2 separate regions of the Homo sapiens genome follow, and region 2 is linked to region 1. The links are chromatin contacts, found by Hi-C in ENCODE. All regions are on one chromosome and are shown on one strand. Each heading gives the region's core, a stretch centred on a gene start or an enhancer-like site at or near the end of the contact. The rest is flanking DNA. Distances are from core to core; before and after follow the strand shown.

Region 1 (6,596 bases), core at 2,533-5,032:
AATGCCCCTTGTAGCAGAGATGGCCAAGCTTTCCACCTGCCAGGGACATTTCCCACTCCCCTTGCATTCAAATAAGACTCTGTGACAAATCTTGCCAATAAAATTTGGAGGAATGTTTGTCATTTAAGTCTGGAGTTTCTTAAGAAATGGTCTTCAGGCAATAGGGAGGACTCCAAGGCCCTAAGAAATGGTGGAGTCACAAGATCTAAGTTGTATGAGTCCCTAAACAACATAAGAGGAAAGCCACAAGAAACCTGCTAACCAGGAGCACCTGCACTGGAACTGTCATGAAAGCAAGTAAACTGTCATGAAAGCAAGTAAACATCTGCACTGGAACTGTCATGAAAGCAAGTAAACTTCTTTGAAATTTTGGAATGTATTTATTACTCTGATTAGCATTACCCAAAGTAATACATACAGAAATTCCTAAGTATTCCAATTCTCCCAAATTAAAGACATTAATAACAGATATTTTGGAAAGATTGCTTAAAAGCCCATTTAAGTAACATTAACTTTTAAAATCTAAACAAGTTTCCACCTTGATTTTGTTGTAACATAATTCCTTTAGTCTAAATAATAACCTTAGTACTTCCACTTCATATCCAAATATCTTTATAGTTCAATATCATCTGTTTTCATGATTACTACAGGGAAATGTTCTTCCCAATTCTCCCAAATTAAAAAATATATATATAAAGTCTTTTAAAATAATTCATAAAGTCCAATGAAAATTACTTTACCAAATACTAAATAAGAGCAGATTCATTTCTATTTCTTTGTTTCTAAGGTATTAAAAAGTATCATTTATAGTTTTAAGGTAAGAATTATTCCTTTAAATATAACCACATGGCAGAAGATTCTGTTCAATGTAAATACACACTCCCACAACACACACTTTAAGAAAATCACAATTTGCATTCTAATAGTTGCCCCTAGTTATTTATAAAAATTCAAGCCCCTCAATGATGAGAGCTTCCCCCTCCCCATCCTGTGACTCTTACCTTCACAGAAATTTTTATATAAAAATATGCATAAAAGCTATACTGAATGTGTTGAAATTTTAGTTTGAATTTTAGAAAATAATATTTTTTAAAGCTTATCATTATTGATACAAATAAATTACGTAAGCCCTACTGGGAAACCCGGCATTTGTAAATAGGGCCATGACAAACTTAAACCAATCAAACTCCCACATTCTCTGTCCTGTCTTTTCCCAAAACAAAAAGAAAACAATCTTTATGTTAACTTTTCTGTTATCTTTACCTTAAATTCCATACCTCTCCATGACATTATTTTTTCCACACAGCAGTTAAAATTTAATGAACACATTTCCTACTCCAGAGAAAATACTAAAAATGGAAAGTTATTGAAAATTAAGTGGACAGAGGATTTTACCTTATATTCAGAGAAATATTCTAAGAAGTTTTATTTACCAAATCAGTCAACATGAGCTAGCATTTTTCGTAGCATTTAAACTTTGGGGATCTATCTAAATTTTGGTTCCTTGATCCTTTTTAATGTTTAACTGTATTGAAACATACATGTGCTATATAGAGGTTGAAAATTTTTTTCCAGGGCTACAAAACGAAAATCATAAAGAATAATGAAACTGAGAGATGGTCTATTTGAAAATATGAAAAAAAAATTAAGTATGACTATTTTTATAAATAACTAGGCTATTTTAATGACTATTTTTATTATTAGAAAAAAACTTCTTATATACATTAAAGTTTATATATATACCTTTTGTATACTGAAGGGCTCTGAAAGATTCCATTGTCTTTTTTACGTTATAGTTACTTAATATTGCTCTAAATAATTAATCATATTTGTGTTTGCAAAGGTTCTTCAATGCCCATAGTCAGGGCTGCAGGAGGCAGAACTAAAATTTAACTAAGCATCTACTACATGCCAAACATATGTTTTCTCATTCTATTCTCAAAACGACCTTACTATAAAGGTATTAGCTCTCTGTGACTGATAAAACTGTGGCTTATAGATATGTTACCTAAGGTCAAACAGCTAAGGAAAAATCACACAGCTGGGAGGCTAACTGAAGTCTGTAAAACAAGTCCTTTTCCCACTAACTACGTATGTTAAATTGTTTTTCCAGTAGTGGTAATAGAGAACAGCTCTTCGCCCCTCCTTCTCTTCCCTCCACTTCCCCGTGAACAGCATACACTATTTCTTTGTGAGACCAGGTGCAAAGAGCAATCTCTGGCCATGACACAGAGTACGGCCTACAAGGATCGAAACTGTATTATGCTTTTATCCACAGCACGGTTCTAGCTAAATGATCTAACTACATACAAATGTAATGAGGTTGGAGTAGAAAAGCACATTAGCAAATAATTATCCAAATGCCATTTGTATTTGGTTCTGAAATGTACTGTAGACCTATTGGCAGCAGGTTTATCTTTACAACTGGGTTTTGCTTAGGCTATTCTCAAAATAGCTTTCCAGCAGCACATACTGAGTAGACAACAGAGGTTGCTTGATCTAGTTTTTGGAGACTGAGGAAAACATGTTTGTTGAGCCTATCTTGATTGACAAGATAACTAGAGGCAATACGGTAAAATGTAACACTGTGCTTCCAATGTGTACAAACGGCTCAGCTAAACTCCCTGAACACAATCCACCTAAACAGTCTAAGCTCAATAGCCGACCGAGTTAAGCAGGATGACAGCTCCAGTAACTTCCTCTTCCTCACCCAGCTCCTCAGCTCGGCGGCGCGTACACGCCTCTCCCCCTAGGAGGCAGGATAAAACAATTTCAAATGCACAAAATCCATCCAATCCCACAGGCCAGGAAAGCCAGTTTCCCTTTCTTCCTCAGCCCTTCCAAGAAAATGTTTGTCTAATTAAAAAAAAAAAAATCTTACCAACGGCAAAGTATTTGCAACAAAAATCCAAAATATTTACTCAGTCCCTCCACACAGCCTTAGGGGAAGGATGAAAAGAAGGGAACACGACACCGCGTATTCCCAAGACTGACTGTTCTGATTCACTTTCCTCCCTCGGGTCCCACAGCCGGCCGGGCGAAGGCTTGCAGTTGGAACGCCAAAATAAGCCTTCGCCTCTCAGGAGACGCGGAGGCGGCCACGGCGACGGCAATCGGCGAGTCCCGCCTCCGACCCTCACCTGCCCAGGCCCGAGGCAGCGCCGTGGGCTCGCGCGGGCTCGCCGTCCCGGGAGGCGTCCGGGGAGGTGGGCGGGCGCCCAGGCAGTTAGGCCGCGCTGCAGGCCGGCGCGCTTCCTGCCGCGGCCGGGGAACGGCGGCCCCGGGATCAGCGGCGCGGCACCGACCAGCAGCTCTCCCAGCCCCGCTGCCGCGCGTGTGCCGCACTCACTCAGCCCTCCCCGGCCGGCCCCCTAGGAGCAGCTCTCACCTGCGAGGCTCGGGAGCCGCAGCCACAAAGCGGGAGGGACACGCCACTCTGGGGTCCCGGCCCCGGGCCACCCCCGACACACACACACACACACACACACACCCCGGAACCTTCGCCCGCCTCTGAAGAGACGCGGGTCAGCCCCGCCGCCCCCTCCAGTCACCCGACACACACCCACTCGCCGTGGGTCCTCGGGCCGCCTCCCCGCCCGCCAAAGTCCCAACTCGCACACCCACACGCACATTTGTCCCTCTCCCACCTCATTTCCCCGGGGACGCGCTCCTCTTCCCAACACTCTCGGTCCTACTCGGAGGCAAAAGAACACTCTACCTCATTCTCTTCCTCTGGCCCAGAAGCAACAGCAGCCATTTCCCCGCGGCAGGGGAAACACACACACAAACACGCGCGCGCGCGCGCACCAGGCCCCCACAGATGCTTCCCCTCCAGAGCCGCGGCCGCAGACGCAGACGCAAACACAAACACCCACGGCGGGCCTCGCTCCCGCCCGCCCCGAGGGGAAGCCGCGGCGGCACACAGGGCCCGTAACCGGGGCTCGCGGGCGGGCGCGCAGGGAACCCGGGCCCGGGGTCTCGGGGGGCCCGCGCCCCCTCCTCACCTGCATTCAGCGCGCCGGGGTCCGGGCGGCGGCGGCGGCGGCGGCGACGGGGCGGCTGGTGCTGGTGCTGCGGCGGCGGGGGAGGCGGCGGCGGCGGTGGCGGCGGGGCTGAGGGCAGCAAAGACATGCAGGCAGCCCGCCGGAGGGGAGAGGCACCGGCCGGAGGGGATGCGGGGCGGGCGGGCCGGGCCGGGCCGCCTGACGAACGGCAGAGGCGGCGGCGCGGAAGGCGGCTGAAGGGAGCGAGGAGACAGACCGGGGGTCGGGAAGGGGGACGAGGGCCGCGCCGCCGGGCTTCGAGGACAGTGACCCCAGGCGCGCAAGAGAGGCCCCGCGGCCGCGGCCGCCGGCGCGAAGGCCCCAGCCGAAGGAAGCTGCGCCCCCGCAGGGCCGGAGCCGCGGCTACTGCTCCGAGAGCCACGCAGAGCCTGGCCTTGGCCTTGGCCTCCTGGTGCTGGGGCTGCCGCCGCTGCGGGGGTTGCCGCTGCGCCGGGTGCTGCTGGGGCCGAGGTTGAACAGAGACGCCAGCTTTCGGTGCCTTCGCTCCCGCTCACACACGTTCACACCCCCGAGGGCCGGGGGAGAGGCGTCCGGGCGATATCGGTATTGAGATTAATAACAAGGTGCAGAGAGTGCGAGAACGAGGAGGGTTGATTGACGTGGAGGGGCTGGCGGGAGTCAGTCACTCCCCGGCGCGGAGGGTTGGGGTGAGGGGAAGGAGGCGGGGCGGTGACGGGGCGGAGCTCCTACGCAGCGCCTTGGCCCCGCCCCCCGTGCGCCGCGTTTTGTCGCGGTGAGCGCGCGGAGGCCCGGGCTTCTTAATGGTTTTCTGTTTTGCTCTGGCTGTTTTCTCACTCTTTTTTCCTGGCCTGAGCGAGGAGCGGGGCTGAGAAGAGTGGTAGAGTTTCAGAAACCCACATCCACAGAGCCTTGGCGAAGAGACGGGAAACCGCCTCACCCCGGGTTCTTGTGTGGGCGCTGTTTACTGCACCCTCCTCGCCCGAGGCGACCTGACAGCGAAGCAGAGCGTAGGTCTAGGTGGCTGAGACGCCAGGGGAGGTGAAGTGACCGAAGGAAATGTTTCCTGACATATTCGGTGGATTTTTTTTAAAAACATATAGCATCTGTAAGTTGTATCGTCAAAGGTAAATAAAAGAACCTGTGACGCTCAGCGATAACCCGGTCCTATTTTCTAATTCTCCCTTCTCGTTGTAGACTTTAGTTTGTTGTTTGTAGCTTATCCATGCCATCTACAGAATGAAAACATCCAAATGCAAACTAGAAATAGTAGTGTTTACTTGGTGAACCTGGCTGTGATACTTTAAGTTTCTGGGGTTTGTTTTTGTTTTTGTGGGCCAGCTTCAGCTTTTTTGGGCCAGCAGTCCAAAAAGCAAATTACACCGGCTGTGGAGGCAGAGTACTGCTGTTGCAGTTTTGCACAATTTTAATCTCTTTCTCAATGCATGCCCGGGCTCGTGTATTTACCAGTGTTGGTCAAGGGTATATTAGCAATGTTCAGTATTTTTTCCCCCACAGGAGTGTTTAGCACACTAAGCACGTTGCGTTGGTTGCAATTCATCTTAGGCCTTATTACTGAATGTAAAATGCCTTCATCTCTTGGGGGAAAAGGTGCGGTGAAAATGCAAATCATCATTTAGCTAAAACTGAACAGCTGTTACAAGAGTCCATAATTGCAGAACTATTGCACCACTTTCATCTTGGCACCAGGATGGGTGAATGAGTGAGTAAAAAAGCCCCTCAGTTCACAAGACGACAGACTATTTTCTTTTCTACCTATGTTAATTTTCCATTTCCCTCCCTAGCAACACCAGCCCCACACCATCTTCTGTGAAACATGTCAAAATGGCCTTAAGCCTGGAAGAAGTCTCACTCTTTCCCAACTATCTAAGAGTCTAGGCTGACATAAAATGAATAATTATCTTTGGCTTTGTAAGCAGCAAAGCCAAGCAAGTCACTTCAGGAGTCCAAATAGTGGACCTGCCTCAATGGCATCTTGCCACAGTATTTCTCCGTAGCACACAAACACTCTCCCAGGGAGAAATACCACCAATTATAGAAGGAAAGAGGAAAATAAATACCTGAAAAAATGTAAATCAGATAATGTGATAGCCTCACAGATTTAAGCATCTTTAAATAACAATAAATTTATATGAATTTTCTGTGAGTATTCAATGAATTTTCATTCATATACAATAAACACATATGGAGGGCATATTATGTTCCAGATGCTATGTTTAGCATTGGAGACACACAGCCAAGCATATATAGTCCCTTTTCTTAAGTAACTCACTATCATTGTAGGGGAAGCTGACACATAAACAGGAAATTCTCACAGAACAAACCAGAAATGAAAGTATGAGAGGTGACACAAAATTAATAGTCACAACAATGTCTAGGAGGATGGGCTGACAGCACTGGCATTTACACGTGAGCCATTTGACATCTGCCCACTCTCACAGGCTGCCTAGCAGTAGTGACAGGTGGGGAAAAATGACAGGGCCATTGTGGATGTTAAAGAAGCACTAATAAATGGTGGACTTTGGTGGTCCTGAAGGTCAACTTTATATATGG
Region 2 (6,596 bases), core at 2,887-5,386, 830 kb after region 1:
ATCAGTCCAAGAAAGTTTCTAATGCAAGTAAATTTTCTAATTAGCAATGGTCCCCAATCTTTTTGGCACTAGGGACCAGTTTCCTAGAAGAGAATTTTTCCACAGACAGGTTGGGGGTGAGGATGGGGTTACGGTTTTGCAATGAAACATTTCCACCTCTGATCATCAGGTACTAGTTACATTCTCATAAGGAGCACACAACCTAGATCCCTTGCATGAGCAGTTCACAATACGGTTCATGCTCCTGTGAGAATCTAATGCCACTGCTGATCTGATGGGAGGCAGAGCTCAGGCGGTAATGCTCACTCGCTTGCTGCTCACCTCCTGCTGTGTGGCCCGGTTCCTAACAGGCCACAGACCAGTAACAGTCCACTGCCCAGGGTCCTAGGGACCCCACCTCTAATAGGAAGAAATTCAGAAAAGGGGATGGGAGGTGACATTTTACAGAAAAGGAAGCTGAGTCTCAGAAAGTGTTTGTCTTGGCCAAAAATAAGCAGCAAAATGTGAAAATGAAATTTCACTCTCTAATCATTTCCTCCAAGCCTTGTCCTCTTTCTGTCCCCACCCGGCACCCTTCGTGAGCTGGCAATAAAAATCTCCCTCCTAGGTTTTCATGCTTATAGGAGAAGTCATTTGCTCAGAGAATCCCTGAGATGCATGGGGACAGGACTAGCCTTCTCCCCTTCTCCACTTTACTCCATCTGGCCTTGCAGTGAGCCCTCTCTATGAGTAAAATTGTTGACGAGACCATTCACTCAATTATAGCATTTTATGTGATATTATTTCATGAAATAAAATGTTCAGCTCTTGATTACCAGCCTCCCAGTTTTCCACCAAGGATGTGATGTGTTCTCAATGTACATTTAAGTTCTGTGAAGATTTTCCATTCATACATTCATCCAATAAATGTCAAGACATAAAGAATGCCAAGTCCCAGGAAGAGAAAGAAGAGTCCCATAGAATAAGGGGTTTAATTTCATGAAATGATTTGCATCAAATTCACTGGCCTCTCCTTGACTTCCAAACTCATTATCTTTCTAACCCAAGGCTCAAGGTAAGCCTGCATTCTTGTGACTCTTTCTGACAGTCAATCGTAACAAATCATGCTACCTCGGCTAACTGTCTTCACTTGATGTTCTACCCAGAAAAGCACAGTTGCTTTTCCTTCTGACCACAGCAGCCCTAGCCACACCCTGCATTGTCCAAGGGCATAGAGCCAAATTGCTGCTGTCACTGCTGCCACCTTTTGCTCCCTGACACCATCTAACAGAGCCTTGTGTCCCTACTATACTCCATGTCTTCCATCTCTAGGCTCCTCTTTTGCCACTGAGGAGCCCAGTAGGTGCCCACATTAGACACACTTCCTCACTGGCCAGACAGCAGGTGGGCAGAACCACAAACTCACTTAAGCTGCTGTCTTGAGATGCAGCTTTCTCAGGGACAGCTGGAGAGACAAAGTACACAGTCTCTAAGTGCAGTGGTCATGTCTTGTTCATCTTTACATCTTAGCACCTAGAATAGTCTTTAGCACTGGGTAGGAGCTCTGCAAATATTTGTGGAAAGAAGGAAGAGAAGGAAACCAGAATACTGAGGTGATTTGCCTAAGACACCTAGTTTAGCAGAGAACTAGATACGAATCCTGGCTCCCAAAGTCCTGTATCCATGCTCATTCCACTCTACCACTCTAGGCTTACATTGGCCTCCTGAAAGAAGGAAAAATGAGATAAATAACAAGGGAAGGGAGAGAGGATACAGAAGAGAACACCCAGTAAGGAAAATTTGGGGTTGTATTTGCAGGTGGCATAGCCACAAGGCCAGAGCTGATGTTTTCCTGGGCCCGAGGTGGTCTACTCCAAGGCAGATACATTGTAGTTATGGATAAATGGTGCTATTGATCAAATTCTCACATCTGGAAAAGGTCTAGCAAAATTGTTAATTCCAGGCATAGTGAAAGTAGCTCAAAAATATGTATTTTCAAAATGTAAATATGGACAATTACCATTATCCCACCTCCAATCTCCAAGCTTTTCTTTATTTCATTAATCATTTAAAAAATAAATATAATCTTTTCCTACCTAACCCAGCAAGATAAATGTGTCCTAAGAATTTGCTATTATTATTGCTGTTACTTAAAACATCTTTAGTGAACCAAGCATAGCAGGTATTAATTAATCTGATTTAATTAGAATGAGTCAAATTATATTCAGAAACCCCAGTGAAAATTTTAATAAGAAATTTCTTTTCAGAATATGACTTTGATGCAATTTTACTTTTTTCATGAGGTATGGACTGAGGAAGAGGAAGGAAGAGAAAGTAGGTAAAAGGAAATTTTTTTTTGCATTGCCATACTGTTAACCAAGACTAAAGACCAGAAGCAGAGAAATGGAATAATTAAAAAGTGATGACAATGTAATATTTAGGCATGCTGTCACACAGAGTCCAACAAAATGGTTTTAGAAATTATCTTTAATTCTTTTACTTACTGGGGAAAAAAATAATCCAGAAAACTATAAAGAGATAAATATTTCCTATTATCCTGTTGTTTGAAAATAACTACAGTTAGTATTTTAGTATATAGCCTATTCTACTGTTGCAAAATAGGTGCATTTCTAAGAAATCTCAACTTATCAAAAGAATGTAAAGAAACAGGTAACACTGGTTGAAATTGGAGAAGGATGGCTGGGGAATAGGGATGGAACAAAAATTTCTCATTTAGAAATACTAGCATGTGCCTTTTAGATTTTGTCCTTTAAAAGTGTATCTCCTATTAAAATTAAGCCAAATTGCAATTTAAAACTAACTTTTTTAAAAAAAAATGTTTTAATGGGAACAGAAATGTTAAAACTCACAGTAGAACAGAATTTTAAAAATAGTAATTTTAACAATAAATTTGTTTTCATAACCATAAATGTATTTGGTTATTGCTAGCTTTAATTTTAAAAAGGTAGATCAAAACCTACAAAAGGAAACACAAACTTCCTTACACTTTCCGCCACGTATTCAGCACCGTCTAATGCCTCATCACTGTTGCCATGCAGGTCTGCCTGCAGTACAGTCCATTACAGCCAGGGGAAGCAGCAGCTTTTTATCATTTCCCAGTTCCCAGTCAGTTCTGGTTATTACTAACAGTGATTCATTAAATTATGTTCAATAAGCAGCTAATTGTGCTATGTCCAATTTTTGTTAGGGACACTTTAACTGTAGGAGAAATTAATGCCTGTATAATTTTCCAAATGCTTTCCCCAGGCGTGTATACATATACTTTATATAGAAGTTATCTTTTTAAATTTGTTTTTACCAAAAAAAGAATCATAATAAACATACTACTTTAGAAGGTTTTTTTCACCCAACAAAGCATTTTGAAATTCTTCTCATTTTAACTTACCAAATTTCACCTTATCTACAATAAAAGTTTAATCCCTTATGAATGAGATTTATCTTTCAAAAAAGAAATGAATTTGCTTTTCTCCTTTCATACTGCCAGTATTTTCAGTATCTTTATGATGTTACTATACGAACATAAAAAATCAGTGTGATTCCATTACCATTTAAAGCCAGACACTAAGACCAATGGAGGCTGATATTCCTGTAGGCCATAGCAACCCTGGGAAATCTTGCCTTTGCTGAAGCTATACCAAATCCAGAAGTAATTGAAGTCCCCCTAAGGTTTCAGGTCCCCCCAAAGAAGGCAGGAGTTGTGCATTACTCAGCATTCTCAGATCTATTCTAAAGCAGATTATTTTCTTAGATTTTGATTCAATTCCATGCAATTCAAGCATTTTTATTTAATAAGTACAAGGCATTGTGCTCAAGGAGAAGTGTACAAGCTAAACTGGATCATTCTAATTTTCCTGAACACTTACAACCTCGTAGGAAGACATACATACATAAGTAAGTATGATACAAGGAAAATTTGTAAGACAAAGTAAATAAAAGTATTATAAGAAACACAGAAGAGGGATAGATTACTTTAGGCTGAGTGAGGTGGCTTTTGAGTTCCTACTAGAAGGGTGTGTAGGATTGTGACTAGAAGAGAGAGGAAGGTCTGGATGGAGCAACAAGAGTCTGGGCTATTAACACAGGTTTGAGTCAGGCTGACCGGAGCTGTAAAGCCCTTCTCGTTCTCACTGTGTGTTCTTTTCAGTTCTGTCTTCCTGAGGCTGCTGTTTCTGGGCATGGCCAGGGGATCTTCAGACTTTACAAACCAGTTGTGCAGAGCCAGGCATTTCAATAAGGAACAAAATGCTGAGTAACAACATGAAGTCAGAGTGTTGCTTGCCAAGAGCTGGGAGGCCTGGGTGGTTTCCCAATCTTAAAGAAGCAGAAGGATATTAAAGTGAGCCTCCCAAAGGAAAACGTGGATCTACTTACCAACGCAGAAAATGATACACACGGATTCGATTTAGGTAAGTGCACCCCCTGTGATGACTATTGGTCACTTCCAGATCACATGGACTAACTGTAGGTCTCAACTATTTTGACTTTTTTTTTCCAGAACAGACTAATACATAACTAACGGCTTACCTTTGTGAAAAATATTTTATGCACTGTAGAACAGATAATTTTCAGTCCTGGGCCAAAGGGGGAAACTTTGGAGAGAATTAAACAGGAAATGACTCTGCTACAAAGAATTCAGGAGCATGAGTGAAGTGAATAAACAATCCAGGCACGATTGATGAATTCTAGATGTCCTGGGAATAACAGGGCTTGTTGCCAGCTCAGATGGGTGAAATCCTACTCTGATGAAAGGCTCCAGGGCTGCAAGGAGACCACTCCTACATCCATCACATCAGTGTCACAGGTTTACCACCTGCTCAGCGATTATTCAACATCCTAAGGCCTTTTGCCCCATTACACACGTTTGACCACTTAGTCCAGGAATGAGGTACCAAATACTAGGGAGATCTCATAAAGCCTGCAGCTAAAATAAGCAGAGGAATCAGAAGCTGGACAGAGTGACCCAAGGAGGACTGGGGATAACTCAGGAGTTCCTTTTTTTTTTCTTTTTGAGATGGAGTCTCGCTCTGTCGCCCAGGCTGGAGTGCAGTGGCGCGATCTCGGCTCACTGCAGCCTCCGCCTATTGGGTTCAAGCAGTTCTCCCGCCTCAGCCTCTCAAGTAGCTGGGACTACAGGCACCCACCACTACGCCTGGCTAATTTTTGTATTTTTAGTAGAGACGGGGTTTCACCATATTGGCCAGGCTGGTCTCAAACTCCTGACCTCATGATCCGCCCGCCTCGGCCTCCCAAGGAGTTCCTTATTTTAATATTTGCTGAAAATTCTCCACCATAATTTAAACATGTAATGATAAGAAAAATATCTGCTTCTGACTGAATATTTAGAAAACACAGAGCTATATAACATAGAAAAAAACCCAAGTCGACCACTGACAAATAATTATTAGGACTATTTCTTTTCATTCTGTGTTCTCTGCACATATGAAAGTAAAAAATTGGAATCATATTGTATATACAGTTTTATATTAATTTTTTTACATAGTCACTTTAATAACAATACATATGCTATGTTATCACTATAGAATGTAAATTCAGGTTAGACAAGAAAATTTCACAAGTGTAATAAAGCATTCTAATTAGCTGGGCGTGGTGGTGTGCACCTGTAGTCCCAGCTACTCTGGAGGCTGATGTGGTAAGATTGCTTGAGTCTGGGAAGTTAAGGCTTCAGCGAGCTGTGATCATGCCACTGCACTCTAGAGCCTGGGTGACAGAGCAAGACCCCATCTAAAAATATATATATATAAATTAAGCATTTTGCCTTTTATCAAAGTTTGTGTATAGTATCTGGCCAAACCCGCTTGCTCATTAGTCACTTTCATTATAGGTAATTTGTTTAGTTTCTTGTTTATGATTCTTCTGGAGAAAATTTGAAAAGTGTTCTTCACTTACCTTAGCATGAGTGCTTAAAATAGGATGACATTTAAAAATTATTCTAATATAACAGCAGCTAAAATATAATTCTGCACTTATAAAAGAGCTAAACTGGAGTTCATAATTAAGTTATTCTCATGTTTACAATTATGATTCTGAAATAAATACTGTTACTATGAAGCTCTATTGTAAGCTTTCTTGATTCGGTTTAGACACACATACATACACTTAAGAGTTGTGAGAGGCGTTACAAGTTGTTAATGTATTCCATGCACGTTTCAGAAAAGTTCTAATAGAGACAGCCAGTTCACAAGACAGGAAGAAGAAAAGTTAGATTAACCAGGGCAGATAAGACTCCTATATAACATACAAAGCATGTGAAATTCTTCAGCAAACTGGGAATACTTCAGGGATCGCCAGCTATCTTCTTTAGAACTAATTTCTTCTTTCTTTTCTTTTCTTTTCTTTTCCTTTCTTTTCTTTTCTGTTTCTTTTCTTTTTTCTTCTTTCTTTCTCCCTTCCTTCCTTCCTTCCTTCCTTCCTTCCTTCCTTCCTCCCTCCCTCCCTCCCTCTCTCTCTCTCTTTCTTTCTTTCTTTCTTTCTTCCCTTCTTTCATCTTTCTTTTCTGTCTCCCTCTATCACCCAGGCTGGAGTACAGTAACTGCAACCTCCGCCTCCCAGGTTCCGGTGATTCTCATGGCTCAGTC

The links. Hi-C counts contacts between places; a loop is a spot of excess contacts on that map. Pooled maps may share reads with other maps.
Region 2: a map with no recorded cell type shows a loop between it and region 1 (3-fold over the local background). The contact joins the promoter of LINC01094 here to the promoter of CNOT6L in region 1. A Hi-C loop is called at or near these places in 2 of 37 single-sample maps with no recorded cell type and 10 of 50 pooled maps.

Annotation. Positions count from the first base shown.
Region 1 is chr4:77,815,586-77,822,181 of GRCh38, forward strand. CNOT6L (CCR4-NOT transcription complex subunit 6 like) reads right to left here and starts at 3,783. Exons shown (of 12, transcript NM_144571.3): 1 at 3,719-3,783. The coding sequence starts at 3,723. RefSeq lists silencers at 3,080-3,479, 3,560-3,629, 4,120-4,219, 4,260-4,419, 4,680-4,829 and an enhancer at 6,273-6,322.
Region 2 is chr4:78,641,858-78,648,453 of GRCh38, forward strand. It overlaps LINC01094 (long intergenic non-protein coding RNA 1094), which reads left to right and starts at 4,137. Exons shown (of 3, transcript NR_038308.1): 1 at 4,137-4,406. RefSeq lists an enhancer at 3,774-4,973.